Linked DNA regions of Homo sapiens: region 1 is linked to region 2. The links are chromatin loops, found by intact Hi-C in ENCODE. Cell type or tissue: dorsolateral prefrontal cortex. All regions are shown on one strand. Links, peaks and the distances in the headings refer to the core of each region. The heading gives the core; the rest is flanking DNA.

Region 1 (9,265 bases), core at 4,454-6,953, 120 kb after region 2:
TGCAACCTCTGCCTCCTGGGTTCAAGAGATTCTCCTGCTTCAGCCTCCCAAGTAGCATGTGCCACCACACCTGGCTAACTTTGTATTTTTAGTAGAGATGGTTTCACCCTGTTGGCCAGGCTGGTCTCAAACTCATGACCTCAGGTGATCCATCTGCCTTGACCTCCCAAAGTGCTGGGATTACAGGTGTGAGCCACCGTGCCTGGCCTAGAATCTAGTTCTTTTTTTCTCCCCCCCAACTAGACTCTATCTCTATATGCAGGCAGGCCCCAACTCAGGATGGTTTGACTTAATGATTTTTTGACTTTCCGATGGTGCGAAAACAATGTACATTTAGTAGAAACCGTACTTCAGGTACTCCTACCCCCATTCTGTTTTTCACTTTCAGTATAGTACTCATTCAGTTACATGAGATCTTCAACACTTGATTATAATAGGCTTTGTGTTAGTTGATTTTCCCAGCTGCAGACTAATGTTAGTGCTCTGAGCAGTTGAAGGTAGGCTATGCTAAGCTATGATGTTCGGTAGGTTAGGCGTATTAAATGCATTTTGACTATGATGTTTTCAACTTATGATGGGTTTATTGGGAGGTAACCCCATTGTAAGTTGAGGAGCATCTCTGTTAACATGTCAGAAGGCATAGACATTTTTGACGGTTTTTTGGGATATGATTTAAAAATGTAAACGTTTTCAAACATAAAAAATAGGGATGATGGTATAATGAACTATCATATGTCCATCACTGGCTTCAGCAGTTAACCATATCATGTCTAATCTTTTATCTCTACCTCAGCCTCCTTTCTCTACCTCTGGATTAGTTTAAGGGACATCCCAGATTTTTAATCATTTCATCTGTTAATATTACATTAAATCTGGATAGCATTTTGCCAAGTTGATCCCAGAATGGTTTACCAACTTATAATGCCACTAGCAGTTACTGATGCAGTGGTTTATCTGTGATCCCATAAAGATGGCCTGTTGTGCTCTAAAAGTTTTGATAGCTTCAGTAGGTCTCAAGTGGAATCATCGAGTTGCTTTAGTTTATATCACCTTTTATGAATAATTTTCCTTTGCACATTTTTCTGTTGGGATCCCATGGGATGGAGAGTTTTAAGCCCTAGCCTTGCCACATGAGAGCCAGCCTCTTTCTCAGCTTCCAGCCCACAGAATAGGGCTGTTGCCGCTGTTTCTTACTGTATAGAGAGCACAGATATTGCAGACGTGGTTGTTTAGGGCACTTCTGGAAATGAGTCCATCCTTGCCCTTGGCTCTCGTCAGTAGAGTAGAAGTAGCACTCTCACAGGCAGTACTCGGAATGCTTGCCGCCCACATAAGGGGCTGAGTCAGTAGGCATTATGGCCAGCCTGCCTCAGAGTGGTGACCAGGCAGCCCCCAGACTTGCTTGCTGTGGAAGGGTCAAATGGGTTTGTGGTCGATACACAGCAGCTTGTGTTGACAACCAGATGGGTGCTTTGCCACCTCCATGCCATCCTGTCTGCCAGGGTCTCACTGCCTAGAGCTAGTCCACAAGAACCCTCCTAGTCATGCACAGAGCTGGTTAAGGCTCTCTCTTCAGTGTGATTGGGACCAGTGGTTGGTCAGCCAATTGAGAAAGTACAGAGTACTGTAGACGTATTGTAAACATTGTGCTGTGATTTAACCCGCTAGTGGGTGTTCGTTCGGCTCTCCTATAATGTGGGGTTGAGGTGTTTGCTTTGAGTTGGCTCCTTTGGTTGGAGTCTTCTATTTCTGTCTTGTAGAGACCATCCTCATGACACGTCATTGCACTGCAGTTTCCAGGGGTAAGTCCAAGAGCAGACTTCTAGATTTGGGGACTATAGTCCTCCCATCCTCCCATCTTTTATAGTTTTCTTAATTCCCTGATTTGATGGTAATTTGTAAAAGTAACCTTCCTTTATTTAGTTTTTCCTGTAGTATCTTAGTTGCCATAGAAACTGTGTCTGCCTTTTTCTCATTCACATTTTGACCATTTATGTAATATTAGTTAAATTAGGCAATTATAATAAGTGTGACCTGGAAGCATCCACAGCTGACTCTGGCAAGGACTGAGCTCAATGCAGGAGCAGAGCTCAGCAGGAGCCACAAGAGAGTGGCCTGGTCCTGCAGCCAGGGGACCTCAGCATGACTTGCAGGGGCATCAGAATGTAGATTTTCCATGGGACCTTTTCATTAGGTCAGCTCACAAGTTCTATTGTGTTACATTTGGCTAGTTGGAGTTAACATTACTGAGCATTTTAAAATGTCAGGGCTGTGAAAGTAAATGCCGTAATTCCCTAGTTTTGAAATTTAAACATTGCAAAAATAATCACTTGCTTCCAGTACTGTTACCTGTACCAGATCAGCCCTTAGATTTACGATGGTTTCATTGTACTACTCTGTGCCTTTTGAGTTTTGTCATTCATCATCCTCTGTTGTATTTGAGGCATTAGTGGGTATAAATGCATACTGTAGCCAGAGTGCCTGGGTTTGTGTGCCCTTACTGTCCTTAACTGCTGTGTGCCTCAGTTTGCCCATCTGCAAAATAGGGATAAAAGTGCACTCAGTTGAGTAAGAGCATTCCAATGTATGTAGTGCTGTAAGTGGCTGGAAATGTTCACCTTTGTTACCACTGCGGGTTTCACTTCTGCTCTTCATCCACATGTGCACATCACTAGTGACTAGTTTTTTTTCTTTTCTTTTTTTGTGTGTTTGAGACAGAGTTGCACTCTGTTGCCCAGACTGGATTGCAGTGACAGGATCTCAACTCACTGCAGCCCCCGCCTCCCAGGTTCAAGCAATTTTCATGCCTCAGTATGGGATTACAGGCATGCGCCACTACCCCTGGCTAATTTTTTTTTGGTAATTTTTTAAGAGACAGGGTTTCACTGTGTTGGCCAGGCTGGTCTAAAACTTCCGGCCTCAAGTGATCCACCTGCCTCAGCCTCCCAAAGTGCTGGCATTACAGGTGTGAGCCATCAAGCCTGGCCAGCCAGCCTTTGAACCATTAAAGGAATAGAGGATCAAGGAGGAAAGTTAACGCTATTAATACCTGAGCAGTTTGAAAGCTACTTAGCTACTAGGCATTATAGCTGTGAAGCATGGAAGAGAGCAAACAGTATATTTCCAGTTGTAAATTTTAATCTTGCAAATTAAATACTAAATTTGTCTGTGGTTTGTTTTTTTGAAGTTTTCACCTCTAACATAAATATTTATTTTTTCTCTATAAAGACATGCAGTAAAAAAGAGTAGGCCGGGCCGGGCGTGGTGGCTCATGCCTGTAATCTCAGCACTTTGGGAGGCCGACGCGGGTGGATTACGAGGTCAGGAGATCGAGACCATCCTGGCTAACACGGTGAAACCCCGTCTCTACTAAAAATACAAAAAATTAGCCAGGCGTGGTGGTGGGCGCCTATAGTCCCAGTTACTCAGGAAACTGAGGTGGGAGAATAGCTTGAACCTGGGCGGTGGAAGTTGCAGTGAGCTGAGATCATGCCACTGCACTCCAGCCTGGGGACAGAGCAAGACTCCTTCTCAAAAAAAAAAAAAAGTTATATGTGCAGATTTAAGGCTTAATTTAAAAATTGGTTTGCGTGCATACTAAGAAGCTCATTTGCTTTAAGTGAGCATTTCCTTTTTGGGCTTTTGTTGGGCACTGTGTGTCTCCCATGTTCCCCATTTGTCTGCCACCCAATAAGCATGGTGTCGAGGGCTGAAGTAGAAATCAGAGGCTAGAATCTGAAAGCTTCATTAGGGTTCTGCTTTTTGCAGATTAGGGACTTTGGCCCTTAGTGAGCTGAGGATCTTGGTTTCCTCCCAGTGTGCGGTTTCAGGGATGTCGGCCACATGATGTGCCTGTTGTGGAGGAGGGCTGGGTCGCCAGTGTGACAGGAGACAGCAGATCCCTTTTGTGAAAGGAGAACTGGTACTTTGCGTGATGTTAAACTTCACAAACCGCTGCTCAGAAATCTGCTATTTTCCTTCTCTTTTAGGACTTTATGGACAGCAGCCTGCTAACCAAGTCATCATTCGAGAGCGCTATCGAGACAACGACAGCGACCTGGCACTGGGCATGCTGGCAGGAGCAGCCACGGGCATGGCCTTAGGGTCTCTATTTTGGGTCTTCTAGGGGCCTCAAGGTCTTGATGTGCATAGCTTCTGATAACCCTGTGTGCAATAATATGATTTGCAGGGCATTTCTGTTTGTGACAAAAGTTTTTAATAATAGTTTTAATCATTCCTTTGAAAGTAGTGATGTCATAATTGTACTAATCCACATAAGTACCACAGAGAAGGGTTTGAACTGTGCTATTTTGTTCAAATGTTGACTCTCCGGGGGCACTGGCTCATTCCAAGACTGTTCTTGTGCAACTCTCAGAATACCTTATTTGAGCATACCTGTTTTGAAAGGCATTTTCTTTTTAGAGTTAGGTGTAGTGCTTAAGGGTTAATTTATTTTCATGTTATGCCAGTAATATAGTGTTGTATGCCTATTGAGTGATTGTGGCAAGAAAAGCTACAGCTTCTTTGCGTTTAACTTTTTCAAACCACAGACCAGAACTGGTTGCATGTTACTTTAGGAGTTGTGGGTTGGTAAGCTCCCAGGTACTTCCCGAGGCTATGGTGTGAGAGCCCCCGTCCTGCCCTCTGGGGCTCCACAGGCCCCTGGCAAGGCCGATGGCTCAGGATGATGGGGCACAGCCCGCCTTTGAACAATCATGCTTCAGAAATCTGCCTGACCCTAGCTGCTGCTGCTGCTCACTTTATTCTTGTATGGCTTTGGTAGGCATACTTGGAGAACATATCCCACATTAGGAATTGATTTAAGCCTGAGAGTTTGAGGGCTTTAATCCTTTAAAACTTGGAGAAGCTGGCTGGGCGCGGTGGCTCACGCCTGTAATCCCAGCACTTTGAGAGACCGAGGCGGGCGGATCACGAGGTCAGGAGATCGAGACCATCCTGGCTAACACGGTGAAACCCCATCTCTACTAAAAATACAAAAAATTAGCTGGGCGTGGTGGCAGGCGCCTGTGGTCCCAGCTACTCGGGAGGCTGAGGCAGGAGAATAGTGTGAACCCAGGAGGCGGAGCTTGCAGTGAGCCAAGATAGTGCCACTGCACTTCAGCCTGGGTGACAGAGTGAGACTCTGTCTCAAAAAAAAAAAAAAAATCCTGGAGAAGCCAGAACAATATACAAACAAGTATGTGGAGGCAGATTTGCTTTATTCCAAGAGGCTGTTTGAGTGTGTGTCTGCCTAAGCCTCCTTATAGCCTATTTTTCTACTTGCTGAGAGAGTAATATTAAAGGAACAGTGAGGGAGTGGAAGGAGAGCCTTAGTTAGAGCGTTCCCATTTCTGGCCTTTGGGGGTTTGCACTGTGCGGGAGATGCTCTCTCATCACTCTGAAGGCCCATCCTGTGCAGAAGTGGGACTCTGTGGCTGTTCACTGAGCACCAGGGCAGACTGTAGCTGAGCAGACTTGGGTTATGGATGGGATATGGGGCCCAGGGACCCTCAGGACACAGGGACCGGCTCAAGGTACCACTCAGCCTGGCCAGGACCCCCAGCTTTGCTTTTGTTCTTGATCTCTTTGTGATAGAGAAGCTTAGAACATTGAATTTGGAACCCCAAAATGTGTGAGTCTTTGGAAAACCCATTCCAGCCTTTCTTCAAATGCTCTTATTTTCAGTATATGAAGTGTGTATTTGAAATATTCATATTTCTGTTATTTCTTGTTTTCAAGCTCTGAATTATTGCAGTTTTCTGTCCTGCATGCTTTCAACAGTGTGCTTTTACAGTGGCAGTTTAGCACAGCGAATGTCCCTGCCCCACACTCCATATGGTCCTGTTTTCCTGAAAATACACTCCAGGTAGCACAGACTTGTTATTTTGCCTGGCTGGTTACACACATGCTGTCTTGCTTTGCTGCTCAGCCACCTCCCTCTGAGGCCAACTTAGGCCAACCTACATAGGACTCCATCTTTAGCGAGACACCAGAGACACCTAGTGATGACCACGGGTCTGCTTTTCTCTCTGATCCTAGGGGACTTGTTGACATGGGAGTGTCTGTTTCCACATGGAAGGATGTCTGTTTATCTCTCATCTCTGAATAGATGTATGACAACTCTAGTGTCCATGGTTTAAAATGTTGCTTTGAGGATTTTCCATCCTGTATAAGAAGAATGGCTTTCTTCAGATTATAATCGTTATTAAAGCTGTATGTACACTTTACTTAAAAACTATTAACAGTTTTTCATGTTGCACTGGTGGTAATTTTGAACTTGGAATTACTGGGTGGGAATTCCAGGAACCACAGAGTATTGATTTTTGCTGCCAAAATGCTCTTGAAGCAGATGTCCCTGTGCTCCCCTGGCTGCTTCTGGCTGAAGGGGGGAGGTGTAGACTGAAGCTTGGGCACTCATGTGTGTCCCCTCCCCAGTCCCCATCCTAGTGGGGCCAGTCTCATTAGGCAGCCATAGATAAGCCTGGAACTTGGCTGTCATTAGTGACTTGATCCTGGTATGAAATGCATACTGGGTATAAGGTTGCTCAGGTATTTTATTTCCTTGGCCACAACTCCCATAGATGCCAATGTTTTGATAGCCTCAGTTTCTCAACGATGTCTTTTGTTTACAGTGCTACACTTAGTGTGAGTCAAGAAGTGCTTGAGTTACAAGAAACTTCTTATTCAGGTTTGAGTAAGCATTTTACTTCCATGTGTACTTTTAAATAATCCATACCTTGAAGAAGTTGGCCAATGATATTATATACATGCTGATCTGATTGTTCTTTTCATTCCTTGAGTCAACTTCAGGGTCTTGGATACTAAAGAGAAGGAGAACTGTGGTTAATGTTTTGGATCATCATTTGTGAACAAGGCCAGACTTTGCCCATTTTAGGCTATCCAGGACTTAAGGTAGCCATCTGGATCATAAGAAGGTCCTGCAGTTGAGACAAAATGACCCAAGTGTATTTTCCACAAGTTTTGATCCTGTGTAATATTTCTTTTTCCTTCCCTAGTGTATGTAGATACAAGGCATGGAATGCAGTTCCACTTTCTCCCCAGAGTTGATCTTTTTGTGATTGCTTTCCCGTCTCTAGTAGTATTCTGTTGTGTCTAGAGAACTGATTTTTTCCTACATACGCAAATTGTACATTTGTAAGTGAAAATGTCAATACATTAAAGCATTAACCTTAAAGCATGTTTCATTGTGACTTCTGTTGTCTTTAAAAAATTACTTTGTAGTAACATACTCTCAGCTTTTTCTGCTGTCCTGGATCATAAGAATGCCATTTATTGAGGACCTACCAAATGCTAGTATATTGTCACATTAGAGACAACTCACTGAATTCTTAGTGACTCTGTAAGGGAGGTATTATCCAAGTTCCACTGGAGGGACCGAGGCTCAGAAGTTAAATAATTTACTCAGGAGCGTGCAGGTAGTAGGTCTCCACATCTGATGTTAAAACGCCTTGTTGTTCCCTGTGCCGTGTGCATATGAGAATTTGATTTCCACAAACAGCAGTGGCCCGTGCAGTCACACTCTTGGGATGGCTGTGAGAAAACGGACACTATTTTTCCCAACCAGATCCCTCTGGCAGTGTGTGTCCAATAACTTCTCCAGCATCTTTGGATATATGACTTTTTTGTTTTATTTATTTATTTATTTATTTATTTATTTATTTAGAGACGGAGTCTCACTCTGTTGCCCATGCTGGAGTGCAGTGGCGTCATCTCGGCTCATTGCAAGCTCTGCCTCCTGGGTTCACGCCATTCTTCTGCCTCAGCCTCCCAAGTAGCTGGGATTACAGGTGCCCGCCACCACACCTGGCTAATTTTTTGTATTTTTAGTAGAGATGGGGTTTCACCATGTTAGCCAGGCTGGTCTCAATCTCCCGACCTCATGATCCGCCCGCCTTGGCCTCCCAAAGTATTGGGATTACAGGAGTGAGCCACCACGCTCGACCGAAAAGCTCTATTTCTTGTTCAAGTCGCAGTCCATTGTGGGTTCATAAGGGATGAGAGGCTTCTGCTCCAGGCTGTCATTCAGGGACCAAAACTGCTTTTATCTCTTTGCCTTGGAATCTGCTGTGGGAACTTATACAACCTGCTGGAAGAAAAGACAGTGAAGACACACCCATCCTCAGCTCTGGAGTGGCGCTCCCCTTCCAGTGGTGAGGGCTAATCATGTGGCCTGGGCTCAGTGCTTGAGGTCTGGGAAGTATCGTCTGAACCCAGGAAGAAATGGCCCTCGCCTCAGCTGCTGATAACAGGCCGTAGTTAATGACAGATCATGATCATCAAGTATCGCCAATTCTCGGTGGAAGTTGGGTTTGTATTTACTTTGTACAGTTTTTACTGATTAATAAAGCCAGTGGTTGCAAATTACAAGCAAATTGTTAGTTCACACAACACAAATGTCATTTGGTCACTGATATTTTCGTTGCTGTTAAATCGTTTCTTTCCCCACTTACCAACTGTTGTGGATGGGCCTAGAGAAGATATTCACCCTTTCCAGCAAGGAATATAGTTCCTCCATCCATTTGTCCTTTATTACATTACAGTCATGCTGAGGATGACTGCGTTATTGCCCCTGGTTGTCCTGCTCCCCCTTCCCTGTGAGCGGCCTATAAGTTCCTGCCTGGTGCTGAGAGCCTGCCCATGCCATCTTGCCCACCGGAGGAACAGAGTCCAAGCCTAGCGGGTGGTGTGCCATGCCTGGGGGAAGGGGGTGTGAGTGTGTCATGTTTGAGCAGGTGCTGTAGGAAGCAGAGGGGGCTTCTCCAGCCTTCTCATCCTTTTCACCACTGCAGGAGCTGTCCCTCCTCTGTGGTCCCAGATAAGACTCATGGGGCAGAGCCTTCACAGCTGCCCCTCAGGGGCTCCATGTCACGGAAGGCAGGGGGAGCATTGTTTGCCGTACAGTAAAGCTGACCAGGATGAGCTGCCGCTGGGTGCTGTGCCAGGTGAGGGGGCACAGCAGTCAGCGAGACCATACTTGGGGAGGGGGACAGTGCTCCCACTGCCCAGGCCTCACCAGAGCAAGGGGTCCAGATAACACCACACCACGTGGGGTCCCAGGGTCGGGGCTTGCCCTTCTGAGCCTTTTCATGTCTGTGAATGGCTGGAGGGAAGGGGGTGATACCAAGCCCACAGGGCTGGTAGAGGACTAAGTGACCTGAGTGTGCAGGAAGGCCGAGCACGGTGCTGGGCACACTGAGTCCTCTGCAGATTTGACCCTCTGTTCCTCTTTTCCTGAGCTTCTCTT
Region 2 (9,265 bases), core at 4,206-6,705:
TACCTGAGACTGGGTAATTTATGAAGGAAAGAGGTTTAATTGGCTCACAGTTCCACAGGCTTCACAGGACGCATGACAGGGAGGCCTCAGGAAACTTAGATCACAGCGGAAGGTGAAGGGGAAGCAAGTACCTTCACCACATGGCAGCAGGAGAGAGAGTGAGCAAAGGGGGAAGTGCTGCATACTTTTAAACGATCAGATCTCATGAGAACTCATTCACTATCACGAGAACAGCAAGGGGGAAATCCGCCCCCATGATCCAATCACCTTCCACCAGGCCACACCTTTAATTCAACATGAGATTTGGGCAGGGTCACAAATCCAAACCATATCCCTGAGGGTTTCCCAGGTCAGTTCTGGGGACACATGTGGAGCTTTAACTGTTCCTGATGTTGGCTCTGCCAGGCCTTTGGGCTCCACTTTTAAGGAACTTGCCATTTGCCACCCCAGTCATCCTCCCAGCTTCCATCTGTTCAAGTGTTCATCCTTCCATTGGTTTCTTCATCTGTTTCATCACCATTTATGTGTTTCTTCCATCCATCTGTTTACTCATTTATTTACTTAACATTTCCTAAACGTCGACATTACGACATTAACAAATAAGTCATGGCTCCTGCCTTCAAGGAGCTCAGAGTCTATCTGGTTGGGGGGAGTCAGACCAACATAGTGTACAGGGATGCGTTTCCTTCTGTGAGAGTTGCCTGTTCAAGCTCCCTGAGAGTAAGATAAGAGTCATGGATGGGACTCTCACAGACGAGAAAATGTCTGAAAAGAGTCTTCAAAGTTCATATTTTCACCTATGTTGGGCCCATGTGGATAATCCAAGATAATCTTCCTATTTTGAGGTCAGCTGATTAGCAGCCCTGGTTTCATCTGCAACCTTAATTCCTCTTTAATTCCTCACGTAACATAACATATTCACAGGCTCTGGAGATGCCATCTTTTCATCTTTTGGAGACCATTATTGTGCCTCCTGCAAGAAGAGAGTCCAGATGCAGACCCAGCTATCTAGAATCTCAACTCAAGGACAGAGCAGACATTGTAGGTCCATGGGAAAGGACTGCCCATTCCATGAATGGTGCCAAGACCATTTATTATCCTTACAGAAGAAAGAAATTGGTTTCCAACCTCACTCTATACCACAAAAATCATTTCCAGGTGGATTAACAGCATACATATCAAAAGAAAAGTTATAAAACATTAAAGGATAACAGAGAAGAATATCATTATGACTGAGGTTGGAAAGAATTTCCTAGACACAGAAAACATACACCAAATAGGACTAGATTGACAGATTTGTCTATATTAAAATTAAGGACTTCCGTTCTTCAAAAGGCACCTTAAAAATAGTAACAAGCCACAAACTGGGAGGAGATAGTTGTGGCACATCTGAGTGACGGAGGTATCTAGAAGTGAGGAAAGGAATGTGTGTGTATACATACATACATGAATACATACATATTTTTATGTCAATGATATGTTAAAGATAAGCAATTCAATAGACAAATGGGTAAAACTCATAAACACTTCACATTAAAGGAAAATATAAATGGCCCATAGATAAAAGGTCAACTCATTAGTAATCTAAAATGTCAATTAAAATCACAGTAAGATACCATTTCATACCCATTAGACTCAAGAATTTAAATGTCTCGTAATGCCAATCACAAGAGCTGGCTGGGATGTGGAGGGATGGAACATTCTTGCGCCGCTTTCAGGTTCTGGGAAACTATTTGGTGTGCCTAGGACCCAGCAGGGCCACACACACCTAGGCGTCTACACTCAGCAGTGTGAATTCACACCAGGGGTGGTGATTTTCCCCAACTGGACAAATATCTTAGCTATTATGATGGTTTATGGCTCTCCAGAATGCCACATTGCGTAAGCAATACACAATACATTTGTGGTATTGATTTCATAGGGGCAGGAAAGGATTAGGAAAACAACGTGCTCCTTAGTGGGGCCGTCATGAAAGCAGGGTTGAGAAACAATGTCCTAGAGAAACCCTCCAACGCATGCCCAGGAGGCATGCAGACACTGTCCAGCAGCACCACCACAGCAGCACAGGGAATGACCCACCCTGCTCCAGCAGTACAGCCAACACACAAAATGTGAAAGACTCGTACAACACAAGACTGTGTGGCAGTGAAAATGAAACAATCACAGCTACACACACAGTTGAGTGAAAAGAGCCAGCCAGAGAAGAGTGGATTTGCTGGATCCCTTTAGACAAGGTCAAAACTTAGCATAACTGACAGAACTAAATGCTAAGACAAAGGCATGAGAATGATTTATTACAAGTTCTAACTCTTGAATATCTCTACAGGAGGGAGATGGGAATGGGACTGGAATGGAGTATACAAGATATGGAAGGTCAAGTTTCTGGTGTTTTTCTTAAGTAGAGTGATGGGTATCAGGACTGTTCATTGTATTAAATTTCAAACCATATTTGCATGTATGTAACTATGTTTTCTTTGAATACACACATATATATTGCATAACAAAATGTTAACATTTTTCCTAAGGGCCTATACTATAGCCAACACAATGGAAAATGGTTTGTCACTGAATACAACCTAAGGGGCTCTCGAGCTGTGTGATGGTGAATACTTATGTTTCCTTGTCAGCCAAGTTGCTGTAGACTGGGTGATGGGTGACTAATGGTGGTGGTGTGAGTGAGTTGGTGCATTCTTTCACCCAGGCCACATGTTTGTGGCAAGGATGGTTTGAGAACCTAGCCCTGCAACCTGCACGCTCCCCCTGCAGAAGAAGCATTTGTCCTGAACCCACTGGGCTCCTTCTCCACGTGTTCTCCCCTCAGCCCTTCCCAGCCCAGCCCCCTTTGCCCAGCTGCTGTCTCTCCTTCCAGCCATGCCTGATGGAGCTCTGGACACAGCTGTCTGCGCTGACGAAGTGGGGAGCGAGGAGGACCTGTATGATGACCTGCACAGCTCCAGCCACCACTACAGCCACCCTGGAGGGGGTGGGGAGCAGCTGGCTATCAATGAGGTAGGGTCAGGGCTGCACGGGCAGAGGGAGGGACAGGCTGGGGCTACAGGCTAGATTCCAGCACGCTAATGCAGGCCAGATGCCCACAGTCCACGTTCCATGTGGCTGCTGGTGGTGCTGGCCATACACAGCGCAGTTTCAGCCTGCAGTCCTCATTTGGGATGTGGTGTCAAGAGCACGGTTTGTCCAACACAGGACTCCCTGTGCCCTCCTGAGGCCCACAGAGCAGATGCAATGCCAGCGTGCTGGTCCACCTTATGGGGCTGTCCTAGTGAGCAGCTGTCAAGAGCCATCCCAGCTGGAGGAGTCCTACTTAGTAGAAGGGAGGCTAGGGCTTCTCCAGTCACTCCAGCCCCTGACCCCCCAACCAGCCATCTGGGCAGGCTGGGAACAAGTTGAGGGAAAAACCATTTTCTCTCCTGACAACAGGAGTTCAGAAGTATTGCTGTTGCTATGACAACTGCGTGCAAGTTGCTGTGTTTTTGCTATTCCTACTGAAGCAGAAGAAATCCATGAGAATCCTCATCCAGGCAAAACTGGTTCCCATCTGAGTTCTCCCTTTGCATTCCCAATAAGAGAGGAATCGTGATGCTTTAACGCCCCTCTCTTTCTCACTCACCCTCCTACTTTCTCAGCCTCTTTTACTTAACTGGAGGGTGTTGTTGAACGTCATGGAAGTGTAACCAGTTGACCAGCACAAGCACATGCCCATAGCAAATGCCATGTTCTCTAGTCAGGAGGTACTGGTGTGTTTCTGCTTCATTAAAACTGGACTCTGACAACCCAGGATCTTATAGCACACAGGTTTTTCCTTAAGAAGAGATCAATTTTGGAAGAGTTAGACTTTTCTGTGAATGAATGAGTTGGGGGGCTTCTCAGAAGCCAGTGAGGAGGGTGGCGTCCTCCTTACCCACTGGACAGAGGAGTGGAATCAAAGGCCCATGAACTCCTCCTAGAGGCCCAGCTCTAGATGATGATTTAAAACAGTCATTAAGGGCGGGCATGGTGGCTCACGCCTATAATCTCAGCACTTTGGGAGGCTGAGACGGGTGTATCACCTGAGATCAGGAGTTCAAGACCAGCCTGGCCAACACTGAAACCCCATCTCTACTAAAAATACAAAAATTAGCCAGGCATGGTGGCGGGCACCTGTAATCCCAGCTACTCGAGAGGCTGAGGCAGGAGAATAGCTTAAACCTGGGAGGCAGAGGTTGCAGTGAGCCAAGATCGTGCCACTGCACTACAGCCTGGGCAACAGAGTGAAACTCCATCTCAAAAATAAAAATAAAACAGTCGTTAAATAATGCGCTACTCAAAATCCATGGTGCATAAAAAATAAACATGTAAATAAGCTTTCCCAACAAAACCTTTCTTTTTAAGTGCCTCTTCGTAAGCTACTTGGGATGGAAGGTGTTCTGAAATGATGCCACCTGAAGCAGAATTCACAAGGAATGGTTGTGCTTTTCCTTTTTTTTTTTTTTTTGAGATGGAGTCTCACTCTTGTCGCCCAGGCTGGAGTGCATTGGCACAGTGGTCTCGGCTAACTGCCACCTCCGCCTCCCAGGTTCAAGTGATTCTCCTGCCTCAGCCTCCCAAGTAGCTGGGATTACAGGCGCCCGCCACCACACCTGGCTAATTTTTGTACTTTTAGTAGAGACAGGGTTTCACCATGTTCGCCAGGCTAGTCTCAAACTCTTGAACTCAGGTGATCTGCCCGCCTCAGCCTCCCAAAGTGCTGGGATTACAAGCGTAAGCCACCACACTCGGCCAGTTGTACTTTCTCTGGAAGACTCAGGCTGCCTCCTCCATCTTGGGGCTCGGTCCAGCAGGGGGACCCCGAGGGGGCCTGTCAGATGTGGGGCATGGAGCACTGAGCAGTGACCGTTTGAGCTGGTTCACATGGCTGTGACACCAGATGGTGTGAGGCTGTGCAGGGCTGATGGTAACTGACTGCACACACCCAGCAGGGTGAGCTCTCAGTACATCTCCAACCACGAGGGTGATCATCCCAACCAAAGCCCTCAGGACTCCGGAGAGGTGGGGGTTCCATGGCTGGCCTTATGGCTGCGTTGATCTTGTGTCTGCATTTCATAGTTGTGTGTCTCCTACCTGAGGATAAAATTATGGATTGTCACATCTTGCTGCTGGCGAAGAGGTGTTTTTTTGGGCTCTGAGTTCCTTGACAAGTTGTTCATTCTAAGATGCTTTGGCCGAGAAAGGCCAAGAGCCAGGACTTCTCTGAAAAAATAACCCAAAAAATGAGGCTCTGTCATCTTTCTGAGGGAAAGGCAGGCAATTTAGATTTGGATTGTGTAAGCGCCTGTTTGGTCCTGTTTGGTTCAGAGGTCTCTCCTGGCATTGGAGGTTGCTGAGCAGACGGAGTGTTGCTGCTTTGCCTTAACGTTTAGGGCGCGTGTCCCCAGGGAGAAGGACACACACATCACAGAGGAGAGCAGGAAGTCAGGCAGAGGGAGCCCGTCTCCTGCGATGCTGCAGGCTGGTGCTGGGGAGGCTGGCTCCTGTCCCAGATGGCATCCACGCGCCTCATGAAGGCTACCAGTGCTTCCAGATCCTCATGTAGAAAGGCTGTCCTGAGAGAGGCAGTAAGAAGGGCAGGCCTGGGCTTGGAGGCCTCTCTGGGTCCAGCACAGCGCTGCAGCAAGGCCATCTCTGTGTTTTGTGGGTGGATGTGACACCGGAGCCCTCACTGTGCCTAGCTTGCACTGCAGACTCAGGAAAGGTGGTGCCTGCCTGTTAGGAGCCGCCAGAAGCATTAAGTGGACTCACTCATCAGAAACTGAAAAGATAAGAAGTGATTGTCCTGCGACAGGCCAGTTCCCGGGCCTTCAGGGCAGCACTCCCACGGGCTCAGCCAGAAGCTTTGCTGGGGGTTAGCGTGACTTTAATATCTAGAGATGAGCAAAGCAACAGGTGTCAGAAAAAAGTCCTTACTAAATAATATTTGGCTTGCCCTAAAATCACACATTCACTTCTATTTTCTAAGAATATGTAGGGGCTAAATTGTGGCCCTTTCTTATCTTTTTGAGCTCTCAGTTCCTTGACAAGTTGTTCATTCTAAGATGCTTTGGCCAAGGAATATCTAAGATGTTTGACATCAACATGAACAAGAAAGGGTCACAATTTAGCCAGATGCCTCCCTCAGAAGGGGAAACCACCTTGCAATTTCCTAAGCAGAACGAATGCAAACCCTCTGGCCTGGAGAGCGGCCCACTCGGGGCAGAGCCGCGAGGCAGTTTGCATTCCAGGTACATGAGGAGTGATTTTTATGCTTGCACACAGATGTGTGTGCACGTGCTGTACATAAAGGGTGTGGGTGTGTGTTGCATACATGTAACGTGTGTAGTGAGTACTTGCGTCAGGGACGCACCAGGTCCTAGGATGCAGCTGTGCAGAAGCCATAGTCCTGCCTGCAGGGAGCTGCCCACAGGCCGTGTCTGTGTGGGCCCCTGCATTGTCCCATATGGGCCTGAGGAACGTGCAAACAGGCACAATGTCTCGTTCCTTCTGCATTCCTTGAGTTCCCTGTGCCCTGCCCCTCGTGAGTGTCCAGTCCCTGCCAGGCAAATTAAGGAATGCAGACGCTGAGTGTTTTCAGTGCCCAGGAGTGTACTCTCTTCTTCCAGCACTGGCCCCTCTAGGGCCTACCCCCAAGGCCATGGCCCAGGCCTGGGCCTGTCTGCCCAGTTCCTCGCCCTCCCCCTTGACTCTCTTGGGCTGCACTGTGCCCCTGCAGTCAGGCCTGAGGCCACCCTAAGCCCCCTGGACTTTTTCTGAAGCTAAAGCCAGAAGCGCCTGTCAGTGAGAGTGACCACCCAGCTCCCTCCCCACCACCACCACCGTGTGGGCAGTGCTGCCAGTGCGAGCCATGATGTGACCAGGGGAGAGGACGGCCTGGCTCCTGCTGGGGAGGTCTAGGGTCTCCCATTGCCCACTGGCACCTGTGAACAGCAGCCTGTCCCCTGCCTCATGTCTTGCAGCATCCTGTGAGCTGCTTCTGCCCCACCTCATGGAGTGCCTAAGCCCAGCTCGTCTTCCAGCCTGGTGAGGATGAGCACGAGGTGTCTGGCGCACTGATAGGCATCAGGCTCCTCTGTGGGGCCGAGGAGGGGGAACAAGAGCCAGGTCCGGCCTGGGGACAGATGTCCCCAGGGCAGGGTCACTGCCCTTGCTCTCCTGGCATTCTCCATGAGACAACCCGAGGATGCTATAGGACATGAGGCCAGCTCTTGGTCACCCCTCATGGAGTCACTCTGACTCGCTCCAGGTGTTTTTGTCTTCCCTGAGTTCCCGTGCCGCTGGACATCCCTCCCCAGTCCTGACCTGGCTCTTATTCCCCCTCCTCAGCCCCAGGGAGGAGCCTGATGGCTGTCAGTGCTGCAGATACCTTGTACTCATCCTCATTAGGCTGGACAGCAAGCTGGGCTTAGGTGCTCCATGAGGCGGGGCAGGAGCAGCTCACAGTCCCTTGGGGCCACTGCTGCCACTTTTGCGCAGGGCTGCAAGGTCACCTGGTGGCCAGCCCCTCCAAAGTGGCTTTCCTCTTCCCTTTGTCCTCCCAAAGCCACAGCACTGGGGGCTCACCCCTCATCTGCCCCAGACACCTATGTCTCCCTTCTGCTTGCACCTCAGTCCTGCCACCAGCCTAGTTGGGCCACTCCCCTCCCTGGTGGGAGCTGTCTGTCCAACCCCTCAAGGGCCTAGGCCTTTGCCTTCAAGCTTTCTTTTCTTTTCTTTTCTTTTTTCTTTTTTTTTTTTTTTTTTTTTTGAGACGGGGTCTCACTCTGTCACCCAGGCTGGAGTACAGAAGCATAATCTTGGCTCATTGCAACCTCCACCTCCCAGGCTCAAGTGATCCTCCCACCTCAGTCTTTCTCGTAGCTGGGACTACAGGCACATGCCGCCACTCCTGGCTAATATGTGTATCTTTTGTAGAGATGGAGTTTCACTATGTTGCCCAGGCTGGTCTCGAACTCCTGAGCTCAAGCGATCTGCCCGCCTTGGCTTCGCAAAGTGCTGGGATTACAGGTTGTGAGCCACCACACCCTGTCTGCCTTCAAGCTTTTCTGTTAGGTTTTTGGTCATGAAACTCACATAGGAAAGCTGTTACCACTGCCGTTCCTGCCATAAACCCAGCTCTCTGGGATATAGAGGCTGGGGGCCCCTAGGCAGGGAGAAGGACCCTGCTCAGTCCTCAGTCAGGGGTGCTTCAGCCACCTTCAGTCCTCCCCAGGCTGCCCTGCTGTGCATGGGGCAGAGGATGTGCGCAGCACTCAGCTGGGGCTGAAGAACCAACCCCTGCCTGCCCAGGCCTGGCCCAGTGGCCGAGCAGGCTGCTGTAGACCCTCCAGCACTCAGTGCCTTTGCCGGCCATCCAGCTCACCGACCCACTGTACCCAGGGCCCAGAGGACATGTACCCTTCTGGGTGGCCAGCTGTTCAGAGGCCACAGGTGCACAATGAAGCATCCACACGTCAGGGGTTCGAAGCCACACCCCATGAGAGGACACATCACCATCTTACTAGAGGACTGCTGGGATTTGGGGGTACCAGCGAGACTTTAGATGTCTTCTGATCCCCCCAATTCTCCTGACAGCTTGGGGGAGCAAACCTGCAGACCAGCGTTTTCTAAAGAACTGGGCATGAGCAGTACACCAGGCGGATGGGCCCAGGCTGAACCTTCAGATGTGAGGGAGGCACACAGCCTCTCTGGACACATCCCTGACACTTCTCTGCACACACACACGGGCACCCACATGTTGTACATAGGCACATGCATGGAAACCCCACCCACATACACACAGGTACCCATATGTATATACACACAGAGGTATCCCCTTACACAGAGGTGCCTATGCCCATGCACACACAGGTACCCCTTGTGTACACACATGCACACACATGTGGCATCCACTCTGCTTTACAGTCAACAGGATGGTGACATTCAGGGTACACTCACCTATCTTTGCAAGGGGTGGCCAAGAGCTGGCCACACACAGAGAGATCAGAGCATACAAAGTCACTCCCATGGGAACACCCAGTCTGCACACATTCCCTCTGTGCGCCCCTCCCTGCCCTCCAGGAACTCTTCTTGCTCCAGGATTCAAAGCACTGAGCTTGTTGCCCAGAAATCTCTGCCCATGCCTGAGCGGAGTGTTTAGCCCTCTCCCCTGCAGTCTTCTTATCTCTCAGAAGGACACACTGACTGTACCTGGGCTGTCATTCTTAAGGATAGAATG

What was found. A loop is a pair of places that touch in the nucleus more often than their neighbours do. Peaks named below come from ENCODE experiments on the same cell type or tissue, not always from the same donor. Only the 100,000 strongest peaks of a DNase experiment are listed, where the experiment ranks them.
Region 1: it touches region 2 in a loop (7-fold over the local background); 4 of 110 quality-filtered maps call a loop at or near these places.

The regions. Positions count from the first base shown.
Region 1 is chr2:131,142,648-131,151,912 of GRCh38, forward strand. It overlaps PLEKHB2 (pleckstrin homology domain containing B2), which reads left to right. Exons shown (of 8, transcript NM_001100623.2): 8 at 3,990-7,198. The coding sequence ends at 4,126. Among named protein-coding and RNA genes, the nearest start is that of PLEKHB2, 42 kb to the left of the region's middle. In dorsolateral prefrontal cortex, for the core only: a CTCF peak has its summit at 5,991; no DNase peak of the experiment used is centred there.
Region 2 is chr2:131,025,076-131,034,340 of GRCh38, forward strand. It overlaps ARHGEF4 (Rho guanine nucleotide exchange factor 4), which reads left to right. Exons shown (of 14, transcript NM_001367493.1): 5 at 2,870-3,009. Among named protein-coding and RNA genes, the nearest start is that of SMIM39, 5.4 kb to the right of the region's middle. In dorsolateral prefrontal cortex, for the core only: a CTCF peak has its summit at 5,484; a DNase peak (open chromatin) is centred at 5,506; H3K4me3 peaks cover 322 bases; H3K27ac peaks cover 767 bases.